Linked DNA regions of Homo sapiens: region 2 is linked to region 1. Evidence: read pairs that join two places in POLR2A ChIA-PET (ENCODE). Cell type or tissue: PC-3. All regions are shown on one strand.

What was found. Peaks named below come from ENCODE experiments on the same cell type or tissue, not always from the same donor. Only the 100,000 strongest peaks of a DNase experiment are listed, where the experiment ranks them.
Region 2: POLR2A ChIA-PET joins it to region 1 with 5 read pairs; 3 of 35 experiments call an interaction of 5 or more read pairs at or near these places.

What each region holds. Positions count from the first base shown.
Region 1 is chr12:121,946,307-121,954,306 of GRCh38, forward strand. It overlaps CFAP251 (cilia and flagella associated protein 251), which reads left to right. Exons shown (of 22, transcript NM_144668.6): 8 at 2,678-2,755; 9 at 5,174-5,224; 10 at 7,814-8,000. Among named protein-coding and RNA genes, the nearest start is that of CFAP251, 32 kb to the left of the region's middle. In PC-3, no CTCF peak of the experiment used is centred here; a DNase peak (open chromatin) is centred at 3,915.
Region 2 is chr12:122,201,265-122,209,264 of GRCh38, forward strand. LRRC43 (leucine rich repeat containing 43) reads left to right here. Exons shown (of 12, transcript NM_001098519.2): 11 at 32-65; 12 at 2,051-2,207. The coding sequence ends at 2,178. B3GNT4 (UDP-GlcNAc:betaGal beta-1,3-N-acetylglucosaminyltransferase 4) reads left to right here and starts at 2,445. Exons shown (of 3, transcript NM_030765.4): 1 at 2,445-2,537; 2 at 3,258-3,420; 3 at 5,054-7,688. The coding sequence starts at 3,355. The coding sequence ends at 6,124. DIABLO (diablo IAP-binding mitochondrial protein) reads right to left here. Exons shown (of 6, transcript NM_001371333.1): 6 at 6,404-7,313. The coding sequence ends at 7,117. RefSeq lists a silencer at 2,130-2,759. In PC-3, no CTCF peak of the experiment used is centred here; no DNase peak of the experiment used is centred here; H3K4me3 peaks cover 2,158 bases.

The DNA.
Region 1 (8,000 bases):
TTGGGTTGTTTCCTGGTTGTGGCTATTGAAAATAAAGCTGCTGTGAATGTTCATGGACAAGTCTTTATTTTTGAAGGAGATTTTCCTGTGGTATAGAATTCTAGAGTGGTAGTATTTTCTTTCAGCAGTTCATATCTTCAAGGATGTGATTCTGTTGTCTTCTGGTTTCTACCATTTCTGTTGAAAAGTCAGCTGTCGATCCCTATTTTGAATGTTGTGTGTCTCTCTCCTTGGCCCCCAGCTGATTTTACAGATTTTTCCCTTGGTTTTCAGCAGGGTTTTTGTTTTGTTTTGTTTTGTTCTGTTTTTGAGACAGGGTCTCACTCCATCACCTAGGCTGAAGTGCAGTGGCACAGTCACTGCTCATTGCAGCCTTGACCTCTTAGGCTCAAGTGATTTTCCCACCTCAGCCTCCCAGGTGGCACCATCACACCTGGCTAATTTTTTTTTTTTTTAGAGATGGGGTCTCGCTGTGTTGCCCAGGCTGGTCCCAAACTCCTGGGTTCAAGTGACCTTCCCACCTCAGTCTCCCAAGGTGCAGGGATTATAGGCATGAGCCACTGCTGCACCAGCCCCAGCAGCTTTTCAATGATGTGTCTATGTGGAAGTGGGTATGTTGTTGATTTTTGTAAAGCTTATCCTTTAGGATTTCTTGAACCTGAGATGTTATATCTCTTCTCAGTTTTGGAAAATTCTCAGCCATTACCTCTTTACACATTTCTTCTGCCACATTCTTTCTTTATTCTTCTTCTGGGGCTCCAATTACATATACGTTAGACCTTTTCTGGTCTTGTCCCACTGGTCTTTTATTTTCTTTTATGTATTTTCTATCCTTTCATCTGTTTCTGCTTCAGTCTGAATGTTTTCTACTATAATTTGTCTTCCTTTCCTGCTGACTAGTTCTTTCTTTGGCTATATCTAAATTTTTGTTAAACTGTCTATTAAGCATTTTAAATCATTTTTTCAGGTCTAGAATTTCCATTTGATTCTTTTTTAAGTAGAGCTATCTGCTGAGATTCCCCATCTTGTCCTCTACTTCCTGCATGTTAATCCTGTGATTGTCTAATAACCCCAATGCTCGGATCTCCTGTGGCTTCTTTCTGCTGATTGCTTTTTCCCCTTGGTTTTCAGTCATTTGGATGGGTCTTTTTTCTTTTCTTTTCTTTTCTTTTTTTTGAGATGGGGGTCTTGCTCTGTTGCCCAGGCTGGTCTTGAACTCCTGGCCTCAAGCGATCCTCCTGCAAAGTTCTGGGATTCCAGGCATACACCACAGCGCCTGGCCTGGATGTATCTCTTTAATATGCCTGGCTATTTTTTACTGAATGCCTGATGTTGTGTTTTTTAAAGTGTAGAAATAAATTTGAGGCTTGAGATGACTTCGTCCAAAGAAGACTGACTTCTGCTCCTTAAAGGCACTTAGCAGAGTGGTCAGCTTAATCTAATCAGAGCTTGAGGTCGTTTGAGGCTGATTTTCAGGCTTTGTGAAGTCTGCCTCATGCACTTGCTTTTGCCAGTTCCTTACCCTACCCAGGCTTTTGTGCTGTTCTGATATGAATTCTCAAACACTGGCATTAGTAGTTTACACCCCTGTGGTATGTAACATTCATAAAATGTTCAGAAAATGATAGGTAAGGAATAGGCGTGGAGACGGGGTGGAAATGGCAGAAATGGAACTTAAAAAGCTTTTTTCCAGCCTGTCCCTCAGTGCTGTCTCCTGCAGCCCTTCTCCCCAGGCTGTAGCCACCCACCTCCCATGCACATTTCAAACACATACCCCATGGCTCCCCAGGAAGAGCTTGCTTTGTTGTTCTTGCTGTGGCTGTTTGGTTTCTGTATTTAAAACTTTCCGTCACTTCCATAGTTTCTGCAGGGTTGGTTTTTGGGAAGGGAGCCAGCAGCCCATGCTATTCACCATCTTGGCAGGAATTAGAATCCCCTTCCAATATCTTGCATTCATTCCAAGATATTGTGTGGCCCTGTCAAATTTAGAAATGTATACGCAGCAGTCTTTATCTAAAAGGATACAGAATAAAGGTTATTGGTGAATACTGGTTTACTTTTGCTTGTTCCAATTTATTTTATTATTATTATTGTTATTATTTTAAATTGACCACTATCAGAAAAGCTTGTTATAGCCAGGCGCAGTGGCCCACACCTGTAATCCCAGCACTTTGGGAGGCTGAGGCAGGTGGATCGCTTGAGGTAGGGTTCAAAACCAGCCTGGCCAACATGGTGAAACCCCATCTCTACTAAAAATATAAAAATTAGCTGGGTGTGGGGGCACATGCTGGTAGTCCCAACTACTCAGGAGGCTGAGGCAGGAGAATTACTTGAACCCAGGAGATAGAGGCTGCAGTGAGCTGAGATGGCGCCACTGCACTCCAGCCTAGGCGACAGAGCAAGACTCTGGCTCAAAAAAAAAAAAAGAAAAGCTTATTCTAATTTATAGATGATGAATTATAATAGATCAAACTGGAAAGGGAACACATTTGACACTGTTTATTTTAATCACCAGTATTTAAATGATATTCCTATTTTTTTTTACGAAATGCGGTATCTTTTCTGTTTTATATTCCTACTCATTTGTTTTAATTAAAATTATTATTTAATTTTAACATTCAGCTTAACCAGAAACAGAAAATTTATCATTAATGTATTTTCATACTTTATATTTCAGAACTACGTTACTTTTAACCCAACAAATAATAAAGAATTGGTGAGCAATAGTAAAACACGGGCAATATATTATGCATGGGTAAGCAGAAATATTTTGATTTGTTTTAAATGTGGGTAGAAGTATGTGTTCATTCTTTGAGTACAAATGTTTCAGTAATGTAACAATATAGTATCTCTACTTAGGAAGCAATGAATATATATTAAAATGTTTTTATTTAACTGTAGTATTTAGTCCTATTAGAAATTAGCATATTAAATCAAAAGCAAATAATCCAATTTTATTTATTAAATTTTATTGAAGTAATGAGGCAAATGTTTATTTGAATTTATTTAACAAGACTAAAATACAAGTTTTATGGTTTTTTTGGAGATGAGGTCTCACTATGTTGCCCAGGCTGGCCTCAAATTCCTGGGCTCAAGTGATCTTCCCGCTTAATCCTCTCAAGTAGCTGGGATTAGAGGGGTGAGCCGGCCACACCTGGCTCTAAAATACAGCAGGTTTTTTTTTTTTTTTTTTTTGAGACCTTGGTCTTTTTTCCCTTTTAGAAAGGAATTAGCAAACAGATTAGTGATACATATACTGACACAGGGCAAAATCATGAGAATAAAAAACATTGAGGCTGAGCACAGTGGCTCATGACTGTACTTCCAGCACCATGGGAGGCCAAGGCAGGAGGATCACTTGAGGCCAGGAGTTTAAGACTAGCCTGAGCAACATAACAAGACCTCATCTCTACAAAAAATTATTTAAAAAAATTTAACAGTGCATGGTGATGCATGCCTGTAGTCCCAGCTGCTCAGAAGGCTGAGGCTGGAGGATTGCTTGAGCCCAGGAGTTTGAGACTGCAATGAGCTGTGATGGTGATGGTGCCACTGCACTATAGCCTGGGCAACAGAGTGAGACTCTGTCTCAACAAAACAAAACACAACAAAACAAAAAACGTTTCAAGTTAAACATGGAATAGCTATGTGACTCAGCAATTCCAAGGTAAGATGTAAAAGAATTGAAAAGAAGCATTCAAACAAATACTTCTACACAAATGTTCACAGCAGCAGCAGCAGCACTATTTGTAATAACCAAAAGGTAGAAACAAGCCAAGTGTTCATCAACTGATGAGTAGGTAAACAAAATGTGGTCTATCCATACAATGGAATGTTATTGTATGAAGTGCTGATACATGCTGTGACATGGATCAGCCTTGAAAGTATGATGCTAAATGAAAGACACCAGACACGAAAGTCACGTGTTGTATGATGCCATTTCTATGGAATGTCCAGCATAGGCAAGTCCACAGATACAGAGTAAACTGGTGGTTTTCAAGGCCTGGAGAGAGACGGAGTGGCTGCTTAATAGGTAGGAGATTTCCTTTTGGGGTTATGAAAATGTCTTGGATCTAGATGGTTGCTCAGCATTGTGAATGTATGAAACACCGCTGAATTGCACACTTTAACATGGTTATGATTAATTTTATGTTAAGTGGATTTTACCTCAATAAAAAATTGTAGAACAAAACCAAAACACATTGAGTCACTGATTGTGAGTGATAGTCATTATTTAAGATATTTATTATAGCTTTATTTTATTTTATTTTTGAGATGGGGTCTCACTCTGTCATCCAGGCTGCAGTGCAGTGGTGCGATCTCAGCTCACTGCAACCTCTGCCTCTCAGGTTCAAGCAATTCTCCTGCCTCAGCTTCCTGGGTAGCTGGGATTACAGGAACCTGCCACCACACCTGGCTAATTTTTGTATTTTTAGTAGAGACGGGGTTTCTCCATGTTGGCCAGGCTTGTCTCAAACTCCTAACCTCAAGTGATCTGCCCGCCTCAGCCTCCCAAAGTGCTGAGATTATAGGCGTGAGCCACCGTGCCCAGCCGATTGTGACTTTACATAGTACTTAATGCAAATTCGAATTCTCTATTAATAAGCCTTTAAAACTTTAATAAATACCTTAAGGTCGGCCGCAGTGGCTCACGCCTGTAATCCCAACACTTTGGGAGGCTGAGGTGGGCGGATCACCTGAGGTCAGGAGTTCGAGACCAGCCTGGCCAACATGGCAAAACCCCATCTCTACTAAAAAAAAAAAAAAATTAGCTGGGCATGGTAGTGCGCTCCTGTAATCCCAGCTACTCAGGAGGCTGAGGCAGGAGAATTGCTTGAACCCAGGAGGCGGAGTTTGCCGTGAGCTGAGATCGCGCCACTGCACTCCAGGCTGGGCGATAGATGTGTTTCTGCTTGAAGACACCTTATTTAATATAGAACTCCATCTCAAGAAAAAAAAAGTCATAATCATTTGTGGCATTTTTTATATTTTTTATGTATTTGCTTTTCTTTCAGAATGTTTTTAGATATTTCCCAAGACAGCAAGTTCTCTTACCTGTAGAAACTGCAAATTTCTGACCTTGTTTAGATGTATTTGTTTTGCTTTTATTATTAATGCCGTTCTTCCTTTGGAAACTGGGTCTTTTTGAGTAGTGATTATTTTTTCCTCTTATCAGTATGAAGAGAGGGATACACTGGCTCACAGTGCCCCACTTTTAACTGAAAAAGTGAGTATGCCTATTGCATTTTTGTCCATCAGATTTTGTGGAGAATAAATATTTATGTGCAAGCTTAGCTGCTTCGGGCTACTCTTTGTACATCTTGATATTAAGCTACTGGGAAATAATTTGAAAAATTTTACTTGGGTCCTGTATACATATTGAATTGTCAGTTGAAAATCATGTAAGTATTGTTAAAAATAATTTTTTTTTTTGAGACGGAGTCTTGCTCTGTCGCCCAGGCTGGCGTGCAGTGGCGTGATCTTGGCTCACTGCAAGCTCTGCCTCCCGGGTTCACGCCATTCTTCTGCCTCAGCCTCCCGAGTAGCTGGGACTACAGGCGCCTGCCACCACGCCCGGCTAATTTTTTGTATTTTTTTTTAGTAGAGACGGGGTTTCACTGTGTTAGCCAGGATGGTCTTGATCTCCTGACCTTATGATCCACCTACCTCAGCCTCCCAAAGTGCTGGGATTACAGGCGTGAGCCACTGCACCTGGCCCTAATAAAATGTTATACAAAGAGTTATTGCTGTGAGAAAATATAAAAACGTGATGGCTTTTAGAATGTGTATGTGCATATTGACAAGGAATGAAAGTTGTGGGGGTGCAGTGGCTCTCATCTGTAATCCCAACACTTTGGGAGACTGAGGTGAGAGGATCACTTGAGCTCAGGAGTTTGAGACCAGCCTGGGCAACACAGGCTAGACTTCGTTTCTACTAAAAAAAAAAAAAAAAAAAAAAAAAAAAAAATTGCCAGCCAGGGTGGTATGAGTCTGTGGTCCCAGCTACTCGGGAGGCTGAGGTGGGAGGATCACTTGAGCCCAGGTGGTCAAGGCTACAGTGAGCTGTGTTTGTGCCACTGCATTCCAGCCTGGGCAACAGAACAAGACCCTGTATATAAAAAAAAAAAAAATGAATGAAACAGTGTAAGTAAAGTCGTTGAACATGAGTGGATCCCTTATAAAGCTGCTCAGTTTCAGAATAATACATGATATTAGGTATTTAGATGTTTGAGAGCCAATAAGAGGGAGGTGAACCAGATGTTGAGAAAACATTTTATCTTGCCTGCTTGCCGCAAGCTCTTGTGTCTGAGGTGGAACTTGAGTCGTCTCCTGTAGCATTTTCTGCATTTGCTGCCCATGTAACCTGCTCTCAGGGAGCACCTGATGATGAGTTTTCTGCATACTTGCTTCTCTCTCGGTATGATTTGTAGAAATTTATTTAAGAGGGCATGCCAAAAGACAAAAACAAAAAATAAAAAGTTGAGATGGATGGGCACAATGAGATTATTCTGTCTGCAGACTTGTTTTTCATAAATGAAAGTACTAAAAAATACCATCAGTTCTCATTATTGTTGGTAGTTATGTTATATAAAGTCTCTGTAAACACCAAATTAGCAGATACTTAACTATTGCTCTTAAGGGAAATATAGGGGTAGGTTTCTGTGAGCCTCTGGTCACATTTTCACCAATTGATCAATACATAAGCTTGTTTTATGTGTATTTCTATTTAAAGACACTTTATTTAATATATAACATTGATTCATTAACATTGAACTCATGGCCAACAGCACTATAACTCATGACTTGAACAAAACTCATCTAACCTACATATTTTCTCCATAAAGCACATCACAGCATTCTTTTGCTTAGGAACACTAGCCAGCACTTCAGCACTATGTTTCAGGGTCAATTTAAATACTAAAATCACCAAGAAAAATGCAAACAACCAAAAATGCAAACAACATGGCACTAAATAGACCATGAAAAGGACACTTGTTTATAGTCAGAGCTGAGACAAGAAGGCGGAGCATTGCCCTGCCTGCCCTCAACTGGAAATGTGCATGTTGAGTGAGTAAAATTATTTGTCACACTGCACATGCACTTCTGCAAATGACCGTGAGAGTGCTGCAAGTATTGATTTTGGGATTACAAATCAATTCTTAAAGTAGGTAAATTCGCAAATACAGAATCCACAAATAATGAGCCATTTGAAATGATAAAAATGTATTGAAACAGTGCTGCTCTTAGAAAGAACTTGGTGCTCTTGTTTGACTAATCATTATTTTACTATTCCTCTTGTGTTCAAGTCAGAAGAGGTAAACCTTAGGATCTTCTCTGTATTATTAGAGAATCGGGCAGCATAGAGAATAGGGCATTTCTATGTACAGTGCTTAAATATTTTCTACTGATGGGAAAATACCTTATGATAAAAGGAGGCTGGGATAATTATTTTATGCTATTTTATAACCAGAGCATGCTTTGACTCACAACAGGCATTAGTTTCTTCACCAGTCTCTGAAACCTCCATAAGAGAAGTTTAACAGGTATAAACAGTGATTAACCACTCTCTCGTTTGCTTTAAACAAACAATGTAATTGAACAGAGTACATAACCCTTCACTTGCTCTTAGCAAACTTCCAGAGGTTCAGAACTGCCTGGACCATGGCAATTCATGGGAGACGGTTTTAGTGATTGTTTTCTTTTTCTTTCTCTTTTTCTCACTATATTTCAGCATAGCATTATAAAATATCGTATTGATAAATGCTTTGTTTTATATTTATTACCAACAGTAACTATAACCTTTCTTTTGAAACAGACCTTCAACAAGCTTGTGGGAAAGTTTAGCCAGTCCATCTTTCACTTGAATTTAACACAAATACTCTCAGCCACAATGGAAGGGAAGCTGGTTGTCTGGGACATACACCGCCCACCCTCATCTGCCTCCACCTTTTTGGGCTTTCCCTATATCAAGCCTTGTAAATTGGTTCATTTGCAGAAAGAGG
Region 2 (8,000 bases), 250 kb after region 1:
AAGCATCTCGTTTTGTGGTTCTTTCTCTCAGGATTCAAAGAAGATTAAGAAAGTTGCCAAAAAAGGTGAGTGCCGATGGTGGTGACCAAAGGCAGGGATTGTCAGGAGGACCTGCTGAGGGCCAGCCCTGGGGGAGGCCAAAGGAACCAAAGGGTGGGGAATGGTAGCTTCTGGCCTGGGGAGAGGCCACATCCCCCCTTAGATCCAGTGTTATTATTTCTTCTCTGCAGCCCTCAGACCACAGGGCCTGTGTGGGTGGTGACCAGGGTGGGGAAGGCACCTGTGGTAGAGCCATAGCGGGGCAAGAGCTTGGAGCTGGGGCTGCCTGGGGCTCATCTGGTTCCGAGGTGTCTGCCTCCAGCTTCAGGCCATCGGCCCTTATTTGCTGTAAGAGGGGCCTGGGCTTGTCCTGTGGGGAGCTGGAGAAGCATCTGAAATGGGTGCGTCTCAGGTTTGAGGTTCAGAAAGAACAACCAACTGGGAGGGAGAGAAAGGAGACAGGGAGTGCCGTGGGAGGTGGCTGCAAAAAGCATGAGGCCCGATCATAGCAGAGCAACCCATCATACTGAAGCCGAAAAGTGGAAACAGGCCCAACATGGTGGCTCACGCCTGTAATCCCAGCACTTTGGCGTGCGGATCACCTGAGGTGAGGAGTTCGAGACCAGCCTAGCCAACATGGTGAAACCCCGTCTCTACTGAAAACACAAAAATTAGCCAGGTGCGGTGGTGGGTGCCTGTAATCCCAGCTACTCAGGAGACTGAGGCAGGAGAGTCGCTTGAACCTGGAAGGCAGAGGTGGCAGTGAGCTGAGATCGCGCCATTTCACGCCAGCCTGAAGAAGTAAACGTTGGAGGGCATATGCTGCTGGACTTCAAAACCCATGCCTATATGAACATGTGATTTGTGATACTTATCTGTGGGTTAAGATGGCCTTAAAAAGGTTTTTTTTTTTTTAATCTCTTTAATGTTTGGCTTAATTGAAGACAGCTGGATTCTTACAGCTACTTCTGCAGTCAACTGCTTGCAATATGTTGCTGTAATTGACGTGCACAAAGAAAATCCAACCTCAGGCCCATAATTGGAAAAGAGGGAGTATTTTAATAGACCTTAAAATAATATAATTTCTTTAATATTACACCAAATTTGACAAGTGGTAATTTCTTAAAGGTTGTTACAATGTGAAAACAATCTATATTGAATTTTTCATAATCAGATTAAAATTCATTAATCTAGTTTGCATTTTGAACGGATATTTTACCATGCAGTTTGTAACATGCATGAGTTACTTGTAAACTACAGGTTAACAGACTTATGCAGATATTCCAACAGTTGACACCTGTCACTATACATTTTCCAAAGATCACGTTCTTTACTATCACCACCCACATCATTAGAAAGGTCTTTGCGTATTGGAAAATTGGTAAATTCATGGTGGCAGATACAATGTTGTCTCATTTTTAGGGCAAATGTTATACATTTATTGAAATGCTTTCAGTTGTTTCCCCTGAAGTGCTATAATTACTTCATTTTTAAGAAAATATCTGCAGCTGGGCTCGGTAGTGTACGCCTGTGATCCTAGCACGTTGGGAGGCCTAGGCAGGCGGATCACTTGAGGTCAGGAGTTCGAGACCAGGCTGGCCAACATGGTGAAACCCCGTCTCTACTAAAACTACAAAAAATAGCCGGTCGTGGTGACAGGCGCCTGTAATCCCAGCTACTTGGAGGCTGACGCAGGAGAATCGCTTGAACCTGGGAGGCGGAGGTTGCAGTGAGCCGGGATCATGCCACCGCACTCCAGCCTGGGCGACGGAGCACGACACTGTCTCAAAGCAAAAAGCAGCCAGTCTTGCAACTCAAACAGCTGCGATTTATTAAATGATCTAATTAAATACAATTTAATTTTATTTCTTATTACTGTTAACACCCGAGGACCAAAACTGTGCTCCCGCTGGGACAGGGTCCAGGGCTTGCATATGGGATGGGTCAGGGCGGCCGAGAACGCCAGCCCATCCGTCTCCCGGGGCTCATGCTCGCACTTAAATTTTCTCAGAAAAGCCGAAAGCCGTGATTCCGATCTACGAAGGCGATTACCACCCTGAGCCCCTGACCGTAGAGGTGCAGATCCAGCTGAACCAGTGCCGCTCGGCGGAGGAGGCTCTGCGCATGTTCGCCGTGTAGGGCGTGGGCAGTAAAGGCTGTTCCCAGCACTCCCGCCTCCGCTTCTGTCCCGCCGCACGCGTCGGGGGGCGGGTGTGGCGCCGGCGTCCTGGGGAGGAGGAGCAGCCTCTGCCCGACCCGGCTCGTGCGGACCCCAGGACCGGGCGCGGGACGCGTGCGTCCAGCCTCCGGCGCTGCGGAGACCCGCGGCTGGGTCCGGGGAGGCCCCAAACCCGCCCCCGCCAGAACCCCGCCCCAAATTCCCACCTCCTCCAGAAGCCCCGCCCACTCCCGAGCCCCGAGAGCTCCGCGCACCTGGGCGCCATCCGCCCTGGCTCCGCTGCACGAGCTCCACGCCCGTACCCCGGCGTCACGCTCAGGTAGGTTGGGGGCCGGGACGCCGCTGCTGTGAGGGAGGCTGGGTCACCGTGCAGGGAGGGGCGTCGCCAGGGCGGCCGTGCCTTTGCACCCCGCGGCCCGCTCCCCGGTCCCCCAGGGTCCCCGCGAGGACGCCGGCCCCGCCCGGGTGCGGCGCGAGTCTGGCCTCGGCGGGCACGGCTCGGGGCCCACGGGCCGCTCGGCTTCGGTTCTCCAGGCTGGGGACAGAGGCTGGAGCCGGGCGCGGTAGACCCCGCCAGCCTGGGCCGCCCGCGCCCGACGCGCAGCGCTGCTGCCAACCCCGGCCCGGGGGTCCCCGCAGAGTGGGTCTCTGCTGCCGTCAGCCCTTCGGAGACTGTCGCGTTGAAAGAATGAACCAGAGTTCGCCCCCTGCCCGCGCCAGGGCGTTTTGGGTCACCGAGTCCTGTGGGGATCCGAGGCGGCTGCCGCCCAAGGCCGAGCGCAGCCTCAGGACCCGCGCCCCACCAGACGGGGTCGTGCGCTCCGCGGCGGGTGGAGAGCCGGGCTCTGGGGTCTCCGCGGCTCGGAGGGCGGCGGGGCGAGGCCGTGCGGCCAGCGCCTGGGGACGCCCGCGGCGGGACAGGGGCCACCCGGGCCGCGGCGCAGCCTGGGCTGAAACCTCCTGGGACGGAACCAAGCCACCTGCTGTGCGCCCTTCTCGGTGAATGGCACCGCCGCCCGCCCGGGCCTCTCGTCCACAGCCCGCGGTGCTCGCACACCTGAGACTCATCTCGCTTCGACCCCGCCGCCGCCGCCGCCCGGCATCCTGAGCACGGAGACAGTCTCCAGCTGCCGTTCATGCTTCCTCCCCAGCCTTCCGCAGCCCACCAGGGAAGGGGCGGTAGGAGTGGCCTTTTACCAAAGGTCAGATTCTTTCACCGCCTCTGCCAGACCCCCTTGTCCCCCACCCCCGCATAGATCTCCAGGGGGCTCAGAAAACTCTGGCCGGTGGCTCACGCCTGTAGTCCCAACGCTTTGGGAGGCCAAGGCGGGAGGATCGCTTGAGGCCAGGAGTTCCAGACCAGCCCAGGCAACAAAAGATACCACATCTCTACAAAAAATAAATTAGCCGGGCCCTGCACGCCTGTAGTCCCAGCTACTGGGGAGGCCGAGGCCGGAGGATCGCTTGAACCCAGGAGTTCCAGGCTGCAGTGAGCTATAATTGTGCCACTGCACTAGAGTCTGGGTGACAGAGACACTGTCTCAAAAAAAACCAACAAAACCCTTAGCTCTTTCACTAGCCGGGCTGGCCTCTTCCTACTGTAAACCTGCTGGGCCCCCGTCTCCCTTCTTTCTCCCCTCTCTCCTGCCCTGGAGCTGCCTGACTCTGCCCACGGCCTGCAGAGACCCCAGGTCTTCACGCAAGGTGCCATTCCTCACTCAGTTCTTGCTCAAACGTCCCTCCATCAAGGAGGGCTTTTTAGCTACCCTTGGCTATGGGATCCGTCCTCCGCGTCAGCCAATTCTCTGCATTAGACTGTAACTTCTCAACATACCTGGTTCCTATGCGTTTTGTGCTCCCCTCTGAGAGGGCAGCGACCCTGTCTTGCTTGCCACTGCATCCCTAGCACCTAGCAGTTGCTTTTCTGGTGACGGCGGCTGTGGCAGTGGCCAATGCGGCAGACTGGTCAGAAGTGAAGGGACAGGATGACTTGGCAGTGGAGGTCAAGGGGAGGGGACTGGGGCAGAGGGAGACACCAGAGGGACAAAAATGAGAAACTGAAGACAGGCTTTGCTACGTGGAGCTCGGGCAGGCCACACTGGTGGATTCTGTCTCCTCATCCTTCTTTTCAGGTCCCTGGGAGAAATCAGCACTTAGAACGTGGTGGGAAGGCGGGGCGGGGTGCCTCGGAAGCCATCCCTGATACAAGTCCCCAGCTTTCCTGCTTCCCCTCTTGTGGTGTGTGGCTTTGTCTCCCTCCCTCCCTCCTGGAAGCCCCGACCTCTGAGGCAGGTGTAAAGGGTGTGTGCTTTGGTGGCCACGGCCACCCTGTGGTGCTGGTTCTCCTCCGAGGGAAGCAGTGCACTCCTGGTCATCTTGGAGACGCCCAACACAGGACCCCACAGGCACCAAGCTTTTTTTGGGAAATGGTTTCACTTCCCACTTGAAAAGCCCTGAATGTCAGTTCCACACTTAGTGAATTTGATCCAAGCTAAACTGAGTCTGTGCCTAAAACTCATCAGGTGCTCGAGTTTCCTGGAAGAATGGCTGGGAACGTTTATGGTGTCAGCTGTAAAGTGGCTGCAAGTCCTTTTGGGAAAAACAGACCCAGGAGTCCTCAGATGATGGCAGAGGAGGGCAAGGGCTGGCAAAGCAGCTGTGCTTAGCCCATCCTCAGGGGAGGGAGGACTCTGGAAAGAGCCTGAGGATACGCTGAGAATAAAAAGTCCAGAGGCCAGCAGGGACTTAGCGGCTGGGGTGCAGGTTAACTCCTGCCCAACTCTTGGGGACAGGGACCCGGGGCTGGGCCCTGCTCAGGTGGCTCTCTCCTTGCAGGGACCGGCGATGCTCTGCAGGCTGTGCTGGCTGGTCTCGTACAGCTTGGCTGTGCTGTTGCTCGGCTGCCTGCTCTTCCTGAGGAAGGCGGCCAAGCCCGCAGGAGACCCCACGGCCCACCAGCCTTTCTGGGCTCCCCCAACACCCCGTCACAGCCGGTGTCCACCCAACCACACAGTGTCTAGCGCCTCTCTGTCCCTGCCTAGCCGTCACCGTCTCTTCTTGACCTATCGTCACTGCCGAAATTTCTCTATCTTGCTGGAGCCTTCAGGCTGTTCCAAGGATACCTTCTTGCTCCTGGCCATCAAGTCACAGCCTGGTCACGTGGAGCGACGTGCGGCTATCCGCAGCACGTGGGGCAGGGTGGGGGGATGGGCTAGGGGCCGGCAGCTGAAGCTGGTGTTCCTCCTAGGGGTGGCAGGATCCGCTCCCCCAGCCCAGCTGCTGGCCTATGAGAGTAGGGAGTTTGATGACATCCTCCAGTGGGACTTCACTGAGGACTTCTTCAACCTGACGCTCAAGGAGCTGCACCTGCAGCGCTGGGTGGTGGCTGCCTGCCCCCAGGCCCATTTCATGCTAAAGGGAGATGACGATGTCTTTGTCCACGTCCCCAACGTGTTAGAGTTCCTGGATGGCTGGGACCCAGCCCAGGACCTCCTGGTGGGAGATGTCATCCGCCAAGCCCTGCCCAACAGGAACACTAAGGTCAAATACTTCATCCCACCCTCAATGTACAGGGCCACCCACTACCCACCCTATGCTGGTGGGGGAGGATATGTCATGTCCAGAGCCACAGTGCGGCGCCTCCAGGCTATCATGGAAGATGCTGAACTCTTCCCCATTGATGATGTCTTTGTGGGTATGTGCCTGAGGCGGCTGGGGCTGAGCCCTATGCACCATGCTGGCTTCAAGACATTTGGAATCCGGCGGCCCCTGGACCCCTTAGACCCCTGCCTGTATAGGGGGCTCCTGCTGGTTCACCGCCTCAGCCCCCTCGAGATGTGGACCATGTGGGCACTGGTGACAGATGAGGGGCTCAAGTGTGCAGCTGGCCCCATACCCCAGCGCTGAAGGGTGGGTTGGGCAACAGCCTGAGAGTGGACTCAGTGTTGATTCTCTATCGTGATGCGAAATTGATGCCTGCTGCTCTACAGAAAATGCCAACTTGGTTTTTTAACTCCTCTCACCCTGTTAGCTCTGATTAAAAACACTGCAACCCAGCTAACTTGTCCAGCATATGTTGAATGGGAGCCAAAGTGTAGCAAATGCTGCCAGGAACCTGTCGGGGCATTCCGGGCGCTGCCTGGGGCGCTGCAGTCTGGGACCTCAAGGAAGGAGGCTGCATAGGACCCCAGGAGAGACGCATTTTCTCTTTCAGATGCAAACAAAATCTTACACTCTTCTCCTTTGGATACAATAGAGAAACGGAAAGAAAGGAAGGAACAAGAGGCCTGTGTTAAGTCCTGTTGATGTTAAGTCCTGTTGAGAGCACCAGGTAAACACTCTGCACCCCTTCTCTTAGTAGTAATAGGTTTTTCACTCCTTGGCCTCAGCTGTCCTCACAGGACAGTGGGGGCAGATCAGAGAACACATCAGAAATACATACAAAGAAATCGTACAAACTGGACAGGTTCCCCTCCCCCTGCCACAACTGGCATCCCAACAGAGGGAACAAGTACTAAATCATTTTTGACGACGTAAATAAGACTGAAAACAGGTTAAACAGTTGCTGAACTTAAGGGCATGACAAAAAGGACTCCTCTCTCTGACCCAGGTAGGCAAAATGCTTTGGGTGTGAGGTAAAAAAAATGGGTAAGAGCAGCTGTACAGAGTGGGGTGAAATGTTAAACAGGGTGCAGTGCCCAAGGGCTAAGAACCAGGTCCAGCGCAAGCCTGAGACCACAGGAGGCACTCACAGCTCACAAAGGCGTCTCGCCTGATTGGCCAGGGCAGGATCTGCCGCCTCTTCTCGGTGCACAGACAGTCATGCCAACCCTGGGCAGGGTGGCATCTGCCCCTGCTTTCCCCACTGAGTGGGGAGACAGGGCAGTGTGCTCAGGCCCTCAATCCTCACGCAGGTAGGCCTCCTGCTCCGACTCAGCCCGCTCCTCCCCTTCCTCCTGTGTTTTCTGACGGAGCTCTTCTATCTGTGCTTCTGCCAGCTTGGTTTCTGCTTTCCGGGAGAGCTGGTGCACCTCTTCCACCTGCAGTTTCACCAGCTGAATGTGATTCCTGGCGGTTATAGAGGCCTGATCTGCGCCTGCCAAAAGATGGGACAATCGGGTTGAGCAGCCGTGCAGGGCGCGGAAGGCTCATGTGGACGTTGGCCTGGGGGTGCTGTGGCTGTCATCTGAACCCCTCTTGGGGTCACTTTCCTTGACCTCCCTGTCTTCTCTCTCTGCAAAGAAACTTCCACCTCTATGTTCAGGTCTGGATTTAACTGACACTCTGTCAAAAACAGCATTTTTCTTCAGCTGTCAGCGGCCAACATCACAATTATTAAATGCAACTCTCACAATCATCTTTATAGCTACAGAGCTTTTAGTACAGACCTTTGATTAATTTTTTTAACTACACATCTTCCATTTCTTTTTGACAAAGAGATCATGAATAAAATTGTCAAAGATCCCTTTCATCACCTTGACTAATCTTTAAAGGTAAAGGAATGCATAGAAAAATATTTTTTTACTATAAATTTATGTAACAGCATAAAAGGTATTAAATATGTTTTATAATTTTTTCACTTAAACATGTTTTGAAGGCCGGGCGCAGTGGCTCACGCCTCTAATCTCAGAACTTTGGGAAGCCAAGGCAGGCAGATCACCTGAGGGTCAGAAGTTCGAGACCAGCCTGGCTAACATGGTGAACCCGTCTCTACCAAAAATACAAAAAAAAATTAGCCAGGCATGGTGGCGCATGCCTGTAATCCCAGCTACTTGGGAGGCTG